Linked DNA regions of Homo sapiens: region 1 is linked to region 2. Evidence: chromatin contacts called from ENCODE Hi-C or POLR2A ChIA-PET data. All regions are on one chromosome and are shown on one strand. Each heading gives the region's core, a stretch centred on a gene start or an enhancer-like site at or near the end of the contact. The rest is flanking DNA. Distances are from core to core; before and after follow the strand shown. Region 1 holds the start of SERPING1 (serpin family G member 1). Region 2 overlaps SLC43A1 (solute carrier family 43 member 1).

What was found. A loop is a pair of places that touch in the nucleus more often than their neighbours do. ChIA-PET counts read pairs that join two places held with the same protein, here RNA polymerase II (POLR2A). Pooled maps may share reads with other maps.
Region 1: a loop to region 2 is called in a pooled map, with 2.8 times the contacts of the local background. The contact joins the promoter of SERPING1 here to the enhancer-like site in region 2. A Hi-C loop is called at or near these places in 3 of 50 pooled maps. POLR2A ChIA-PET finds 5 or more read pairs at or near these places in 5 of 52 experiments (BJ, HepG2 and WTC11).

Annotation. Positions count from the first base shown.
Region 1 is chr11:57,595,121-57,599,352 of GRCh38, forward strand. It overlaps SERPING1 (serpin family G member 1), which reads left to right and starts at 2,565. Exons shown (of 8, transcript NM_000062.3): 1 at 2,565-2,602; 2 at 3,129-3,201. The coding sequence starts at 3,151.
Region 2 is chr11:57,497,240-57,501,512 of GRCh38, forward strand. SLC43A1 (solute carrier family 43 member 1) reads right to left here. Exons shown (of 15, transcript NM_003627.6): 3 at 3,913-4,090; 4 at 3,749-3,804; 5 at 3,540-3,616; 6 at 514-606. Among named protein-coding and RNA genes, the nearest start is that of SLC43A1, 16 kb to the right of the region's middle. RefSeq lists enhancers at 2,823-3,598, 3,599-4,273. Within about 2 kb of position 2,477, at least 25 of the 41 ENCODE cell types and tissues checked have a DNase peak (open chromatin) inside an H3K27ac peak, as active enhancers do.

The sequences.
Region 1 (4,232 bases), core at 1,315-3,814, 98 kb after region 2:
TTCAACATCAGGAAATTCACAGGCGAGAGAAGCCATGTGCACCTACAACATGAGGGAAGAGGGATTCTGTGGGTTCAACTCTCCTCAGTCACCAGAAGGAAAGGTCCTTGTTACAGAGAAATCCTAGACCTGCTCCCAGTGGGAAGAGAACTGAATTCACAACCTTACACTGATTGAATATCTCAACATCCACACTAGGGAGAAATTCCGCAAACATCCTGATTAAGTCAGTTTCAGCTCCAGCTTCAGCAGGCAGGGGAGACTTCACAAAGCAGACATCATTTAAATGTGCAGAGTGCAGGAATGGCTTTGGCCAGAGAGCTATTATAGATGGCTGAAGGAGGTAGACCCACAAGCTGGGAAAACCTCTCCACTGGGGCTTTTTCACCCTGGAACTTTGGCCCACAAAGCATCGTACTCTTGCAGCTGTACCCAGAATATTCCCTTTGCTGTCTGCTTCAGGTTAGCCCCTGGTGTGTGTCAATAATTTGTAAGGGTTAATAAAGAACTGTTGGGTCAAACAGACCTGGTCCACATCCTGGCTCTGTCACTTACTGGCTTTGTGATATTAGGTAGATCAATTAATTTCTCTGAGCCTCATTTTAACTTGTTTAAGATGGGATTAATATAGCACCTACTTCATAGGTGATGAGAATTAGTGAGAGGATGAATGTAAATGCATGGTGAGCACTCAGTGAATTAGGTTGCTTTCCACCACCTTCTTTTCCTTTGGCTGACCCATTTCCCAGAATCCACAAGCTCATAGTCCCTTTGAGCCCACCAGCTTGAGCACTGGGGATGGAGAAACGTTGTTTTGTGTGCAGCTGTTCAAACGATGGCTCTGATGTTATATAACTTTCCCATGGTTTAGGAGGTTCCCAAGTGGCTTCAGAGAATAAAGCACAAAGCTGGGGAAGACTCTTTCTGGGTCTTGTCCAAGGACCCCCGAGGAGACACACAAATATTCTCCTGTTTCTGTCCTTGGTCAGTCCCTTAGAGTAGCAGTTCTGGTGCTAGCAGCAAACTTTCCTGAATGCTCCAAACACAGCCAGAGGATAGGCCTGCAGTGAGATGACGATAGAACATGATAGCTATATTAGGTCATCAGAGACAACCTGTTTGTTTTGCAGATGAGGCAGAGTTATCAGATTTAGCAAAAATACAAAATGCCAATTATATTTGAATTTCAGATACACAACAATGACAACAAAATTTATTTTACCATAAGTATATTCCAATGTAAGCATTTTTACCATAAGTATATCCCAATGTAAGTTTTTTTTTTTTTTTTTAGAGACAGCAAGTGTCTTACTCTGTTGCCCAGGCTGGAGTGCAGTGGCATGATCAATGCTAACTGCAGCCTTGAACTCCTGGGCTCAAGGGATCCTCCTGCCTCAGTCTCCTAAAAGGCTGGGATTACAGGTATGAACCCCCAGGCCTGCCTACTTCGTGTGTTTTATCTGGCAATGCTGAGAGGACAGCTAGATGTCGAGGACAGCCAGATTTCGAGGACAGCCAGACGTCAAGGGGGAAAGCAACTTGCTGGCTCACACAGCCAGCCAGGTCTATTGTGGAGCCCTAGTCGCAAACACATACACCCCAGCTTTCAAGTTTTTAAATATTTATTTAGTTAGTTATTTGTTTTTTGAGACAGTCTTGCTCTGTCACCCAGGCTGGAGTGCAGTGGTGCAATTTCAGCTCACTGCAACCTCTGCCTCCCAGATTCAAGTGATTGTGCCTCAGCCTCCCTAGTAGCTGGGACTACATGTGCGCGCCTGCACTGCCCAGCTAATTTTTGTACTTTTAGCGGAAACGGGGTTTCCCCATATTGGCCAGAGTGGTCTCAAACTCCTGACCTCAAGTGATCCACCCACCTCGGCCTCCCAAAGTGCTGGGATTACAGGCGTGAGCCACCGTGCCCGGCTAGCTTTTTTTTTTTTTTTTTTTTTAATTAGGTTGAATGCTTGTTGAGCTGGGTGCCTCACATCCGTTGTCTGTTATACAAAGAACTACTGATTATGGGTCTCTACGAGCAAAAATGGCAGAACACCTACAGGGCACAGGGGAGATGGGAGCAGGGATTAGGCTTCAGAATACTTCTCCAAATGAGGGTGATCAGGGCCCGACATTTCACTGCTCTAAGGCTCAGTATCTTAACTATCAAATGGGTACAATGGGGCACAAAGGGTTACTTTGAGGAATAACGGAGGTGAGCAATTTCCAAAAAGTTCATTCCTTTAAAAACTGCGGAGCACATTTTGTGTACATGCTGTTTTTATTGTTACTCATGAAGACGCGGGGGAAGCTTTGGTTGTGTAAAGCTGAGAACTGCACCCAAGCTTCCCCGTTCACCCCACCTACCAGGGGATTTGGGCTAAATTCCTGGCCTGGCCCACAAAGAAGACCAAGCGGTCAGTCCCATTCCGTCCCATCCTGATTTACAGGAACTCACACCAGCGATCAATCTTCCTTAATTTGTAACTGGGCAGTGTCCCGGGCCAGCCAATAGCTAAGACTGCCCCCCCCGCACCCCACCCTCCCTGACCCTGGGGGACTCTCTACTCAGTCTGCACTGGAGCTGCCTGGTGACCAGAAGTTTGGAGTAGGTTTGGTGCTGGGCAGGGGTGGGGAGTAGGGTGGAAAGCATGGAGTGAAGAGGTCTAGGGAGGGGGTCTCCTCACCCCCGCCTTCCTGCCCGCCTTGATCTCGGGGGTCTCTATAGGCTTGCTTCCACCTGGGACTTCTGCCTCCTCCTACCCCAGCCCCTCCCGCCTCAGGCCTGTTGTGCTCAGCCCCCCAGGACCTCCCCTCCCCCACGCCTCTGGCCTCATTGTTTGGTTAAAGCAGGACCCCCTCCCCCTCCCACCACCTCCCCTCCGACTGAACAGATGGACAGAGACCCGGGCCCACGGGGAGAGGAAGGGCCAGCCGGTGCCGGGAAAGGGAAGCGGTTTGGGGAAAACAAAACAGAGGGAGGAGCCAGGGAGAAGGTGGCCCCAGGAGGGAGGAGGAGGGAATTCGCTAAGAGGGACTGGGGCCTGAGACGGAATGGGGGCGGGCCCCGGGCGGGGTGGGGGCCCCTGGGCTCCCAGGGTGGGAGCTGGCTCCGAGGCTGGCTGGCTCCGCAGGTCCGCTGACGTCGCCGCCCAGATGGCCTCCAGGCTGACCCTGCTGACCCTCCTGCTGCTGCTGCTGGCTGGGGTATGTGGTCCCTTGTGGGATGGGGGACGGGGGTGGAGACGGGAGGCGGGATGGTGCGGGGTGCGGGCGGTGGCTGAGGATTAACCCTTCAGGCTCCGGGGAATGAGGAGAGCTCCTCTTGGGATCATTGAGTGTGATCCTTGCACACGCACTCGTAGATGGTGGAAAGAGCTCAGGACTCAGACAGATGCAAGTTCTAATCTTGGCGGGCCATGTAGGAGCTGCGCAGCGTGGTCCTGAGGACGTCACTTTTCTCAGCCTACTCCTCCTGATTTATAAAATGTTGAATAAACAGATCCCACCCTGTCCACCAAGCAGGCTTGGCAGGAGGATCACATAGGGCAAGGAGATGGGAAGCATTTTGTGATATCAAAGCAAGAGTTTGTTGTAGAAAAGAGCTGTGGGGAGGAGAGGTTTGGCTGCTGTGACACAGACGGTGGTCCCAGGCTAGGGCCTGTGAAGACAGGGAAGAATGGTAGCAAACATACGTGGGTCTGGGTGGGGGTCAATAGCAGTGAGAGGTCCCAGTGGTCTGGGAGGTCATGGACTAGAAATAAGGCTAAGAAGTGCAGGATCCCAGGAGAAAGGTAGGTAGGGGTGTGTGTATGTGCGTGTGTGTGTGTGTGCACGCGCAAGTTGGTATCACATACTCAGCAGATGATGTAGTTATGAGCAGGGAGTTTGGAATCAGAGACCTTGTTTTGACCCCTAGCTGTTTCTCCCATTTCTGTGAGACCCTGGACTAGTTAATATGTGTCGGTATGAGTTTCTCTACCTGTGAAATGGAGCTAATGCGTGGTTTCTCAGTGGAGGATCTGTTGACATTGGGGCTGGATAATTCATTGCTGAGGGGCTACCCTGCGCATTTTAGGATGTTTTGCAGTATATCTCTAGCCTCTACGCACTAGATTCCGGTAGCATCTTCCCTGCTGTCTCCCTGTGACAACCAAAAATGTCTCTGGACATTGCCAAATATCCCCTGGGAGTCAAAATTGTTTCAGAGCCGCTGGCCTATACTACTTCTCTCTCCC
Region 2 (4,273 bases), core at 1,227-3,726:
GAGGCCCCCATCTTGCACTGAGCTAAAACTTTGGTCCCCTGGCTTCGAGGTACACCAGGTTGACCTGTCCAGGATCCAGCCTGGCATAAACTCACTTTGTGACCTTGGACCAAACCACCCATCCTCTCTGGAAGGTGTGGAAAAATGTGGCCCCAAAGGCTGAATAAAGCCAGAGAGTCAGGGACCTTGAACGCATGTGAAGGGGCTGGACTTGATTCTGTAGGTGAAGCTAAACCACTGAAGGTTTTTCAGCAGTGTGTGAGCCAGTTCCCCATCTGAGATCTTTCTGGAAGTCACGTGAGTGACAGAGTACAGAGAAAAAGAATCAGAGGCAGGGAGACCAGCTGAGAAAGCTTGCTGTGGCCCAGGAGAGAGGGGGAAGGCCTGCATTGGGATGATGACAGAGAAAGGAGAGCGGAGAAGTCAGACCCGTGGGTCAGCACTAGCTGCTGCTCACTCGGCCCCACCCGGTTCTTGTGTCAAGACAAAAAGAAAACCCAGGTGGCCTCATACCTTGATTCCTGGGAACGTAATGGCAGAAGAGGCGTAAGAGCCAATCATGAGGGCCATTAACGTGGAGCGCAGGTTCCCAAACATGTTGGGCAGCTGAGGAGGGAAAGCAGCACCCATGAGGTGGGGACACCGTGACCCTTGCCCAGCATTCCCAGCCCTGCTCCATACAATAGCCCCAGGAGACGCAGCAGAAAAGCCCCAAGGTAAAACAAACAGAAAAATCAATGTGGGAAACTGTACTCTGCCCCCTGCCTACACAGTCACAGTGCCCTTTAGCTTCAAAAAGGCTCCCAGACACCCCTCAGAGAGACATTTTGTTAATTTTGTTTAATTCCAGGTTTCCCAAGTTTGTTACGTAACACCTCTGAAAAACACATGGAATAGGTGCTTAAGAAACACTGATCTTGGCTGGGCGCAGTGGCTCATGCCTGTAATCCCAGCACTTTGGGAAGCCGAAGCTGGTGGGAAGCTTGAGGTCAGGAGTTCAAGACCAGCCTGGACAACATGGTGAAACCCCATCTCCACCAAAAATACAAAAATTAGCTAGGCATGGTGGCATGCGCCTGTAATCCCACCTACTCCAGAGGCTGAGGCAGGAGAATCGCTTGAACCTGGGAGGTGGAGGTTGCAGTGAGCCGAGATCGCACCACTGCACTTTAGCCTGGGTGACAGAGCGAGACTATGTCCCCACCCCCCAAAAAAAAAGAAAAGAAAAGAAAGAAACAGTGATCTTGTCCAACCCATTTGAGATGAGACAATTGAGACCCAGGGAGGAAAAGTGTACTCAAGTTCACAGAGCACATTAATGGCTTTCTCCCCATTGTCGTTGTCCCAGCCCTAACCCAAGGCTGTGACCATGGCTGTGTCCCGGTAATAGGCAGTGCCTCTTAACCCTCTCGGTTGACGTCCCAGCCCAGTTTCTGCCTAATCAGGACAAATCACATCCTGGGAGGTGAGGGTGGAAATAAGGGAGGGAACTGAGCCAGGGCAGACAGTCTCCAGAGGAGGTGGCTCTGACGCAGAGCAGGGTCAGAACCCACACCAGGAGAGAATTTAATTGATCATGTGTTCCACTCACCTGCCTCAGCCAAGCCCTCAGGGCAGGGGAAGGCAAAGTCAGGATGCCCTTCGCACACACCCTCCTCTGGCCCCACCATCCTCCCCAAGTCACTAGATCCCACAGCTGAGAAGGACCTTAGGATCCGTACAAAGCCTAAACACACTCCACAGAGGGGGAAACTGAGACTCTGAAGGGAGGCCTCAACAGCTCTGGTAAAAAAGGCGTTTAGGCCGGGCGCAGTGGCTCACACCTGTAATCCCAGCACTTTGGGAGGCCGAGGCGGGTGGATTGCCTGAGCTCAGGAGTTCGCGACCAGCCTGAGCAACACGGTGAAACCCCGTCTCCACTAAAATACGAAAAAATTAGCCGGGCGTGGAGGCGTGCACCTGTAGTCCCAGCTACTCGGGAGGCTGAGGCAGGAGAATTGCTTGAACCTAGGAGGCAGAGGTTGCAGTGAGCCGAGATCGCGCCACTGCACTCCAGCCTGGGCGACACTGCGAGACTCCGTCTCAACAAAAAAAAAAAAAATGGTGTTTAAACACATATAACTAAATTATCCTTCCCCCTTCCCCTGAAGTGGCTGGCTCAGGAAAAACCTCTACCCACTCAGGCAGAGGTTTTCCTGCACCCTGCATCCGTGAGGCACCACTGCCAAGGACGCCACGGAAGGCTGCCAGGCCTGGAGAGGGGCAGGGCCCCCTCCCCTCCAAGGGGCCACAAACGCTGTCTGCGCCCAGTACCGTGGGTAAGGCGAGGCCGGCCGGCTAACCCCGGGCTGGCGGCCTTGCAGCGTGCGTGGCAACAGCAGCTGGGCCCGCAAGACTCAGCACGGGACGTCCTCGTCCAAGTCTGGGCCAAGAGCAGCGGCCCAGGGGGCGGGGCCGGCCAGAGGGAGCGGGGAGAGGCTGAGGGGCGGTGCCAGCGCCGGACCCTGCCATTGGCTGGAGATTACAGGAGGCGGGGACATAGCAGGGAGGAGCCGCTGGACAAGCCCCACCCGGCCGCCAGGGAGGGTCTGAGGTCAAGCGCCGGAGAGAAGGGATTTAGGGCCCTGGGCCAAGTTGCACAGCAGGGAGAAGGGGCTGCGCAGAGGGGCGGGGAGAAAGGGATCCGCTTCCTTCCTTTAGAGCTGTGAAATGTCCCCGGTTGGAATTAAAGGCGGCTGCTGGGGAGAGGTGAAATTCAGCCAAAACCACCCAGTCAGGCAGCCCTTCTCAGAGATAAACAGTCCGAGCCAGCCCGGCCAGGAACCTTCCCCTCCAACCTCCCTAAGCCTTTAACACTCCTAAGCCTTTAACGCGTTTACACACTCACATAAATAAACACACTTTGAGCAACACACATACACCACTCACCACATGTAATAGGTCAAGCCATGTGCACGACGAGGTGTCGACAATTTCATATGGTTCAACCTAGTACACTCACAAACACACCTACCAACTCATGGCTTTCACAGGGACGGGGTCACACACCCACTCTCCCACGACATGGCAAGCGTGCACACGCTATCTCAAGCTGCTCCCTCCCCCTCAAGATCATGTTACCCAGTTTTATTTTCTTCCCAGCACCTATGACGACTGACATAATTTATTAGTTTACTTGTTTATTGGGTTATCTGTGCCCCTCACCCCCAAAATGTAACCTCCAGCAGGGAGGATGACTCGGTCAGTCCTGATTGTGCTGTAGTCCAGGACCTAGAACAGAGCTCCATGGACATTCATGGGCTCTGTACACACAAACACACACATTAACATACACCCCGACACACAGCCTCATCCACACACACACAGCCTCACACCTGCTCTTTGCAGCCACCTGCACAGTTTCTCACACACTCACTTGATCTAGTGATCTGCGTCCACAGGCCCCTCCCCCAGCCCATTCATACTGCCCTCACCCCACTCACTCTGCCCTCACCCCACTCGGGGGAACTCTGCTGCCAGGCCAGGCCTGTGACACTCACCGTGAGTGAAGTGAACGTTAGGCAGATGCCACCAAAGCCATTCAGGGACAGCGCCAGGAATATCAACGGAGACAGAGCTGGAAAGGGGAAAGCAGCAGATGAGGGCATTTGGGGAGCTGTGGGAAGCCAAGGGCGGGAGCTGGGGTAAACATCCGCCTTCATCCCACCTATTCTTTTCTTGTGGGGCCACAAGAGGACAGACAACTCACCTTCCACGTCCCGGGAGGCCAGGGCCATGAGGGTGCAGGACGCAGTGAAGCAGGCACTGTGGAGACACAGGGAAGGGCGAGGGGTTGGCCTGTGAGCACCCCCCCTCCCCTCCCCCTGCAGCACGGTCCCTGTCCTCCCGTTCCCCATAGCCCAGCCACCTCACCTGCCAACCAGCCGCACGGGTCGGGGGCCAAAGCGGTCCATGAGGATCCCCAGTGGCAGGGTGGTGGCGCTGAGCACGAAGGAACCAATGGTGAAGCCCAGGTTGAGCATCTCGTCCTGCTGGTCACAGCCTGGCCACCTGCGCTGCTCATCCTGGGTGGTGTTGGTGCTGCTCTCAGCTGAGGAGGGGGAAGGGAGGGCTCAGCACATGACACCAGGAACAGCTGGGCACAGGAGACAGCAGCCCACAGTCAGGCGGCCTGCTTTCAAATCCCATGCCAAGTGCCTTTGGGGGTACCCTAGAGTCACATCTCCTCTGATGGGGCTGCTCCAGAAATGGCAGCCATTAGTACCTGACCCTG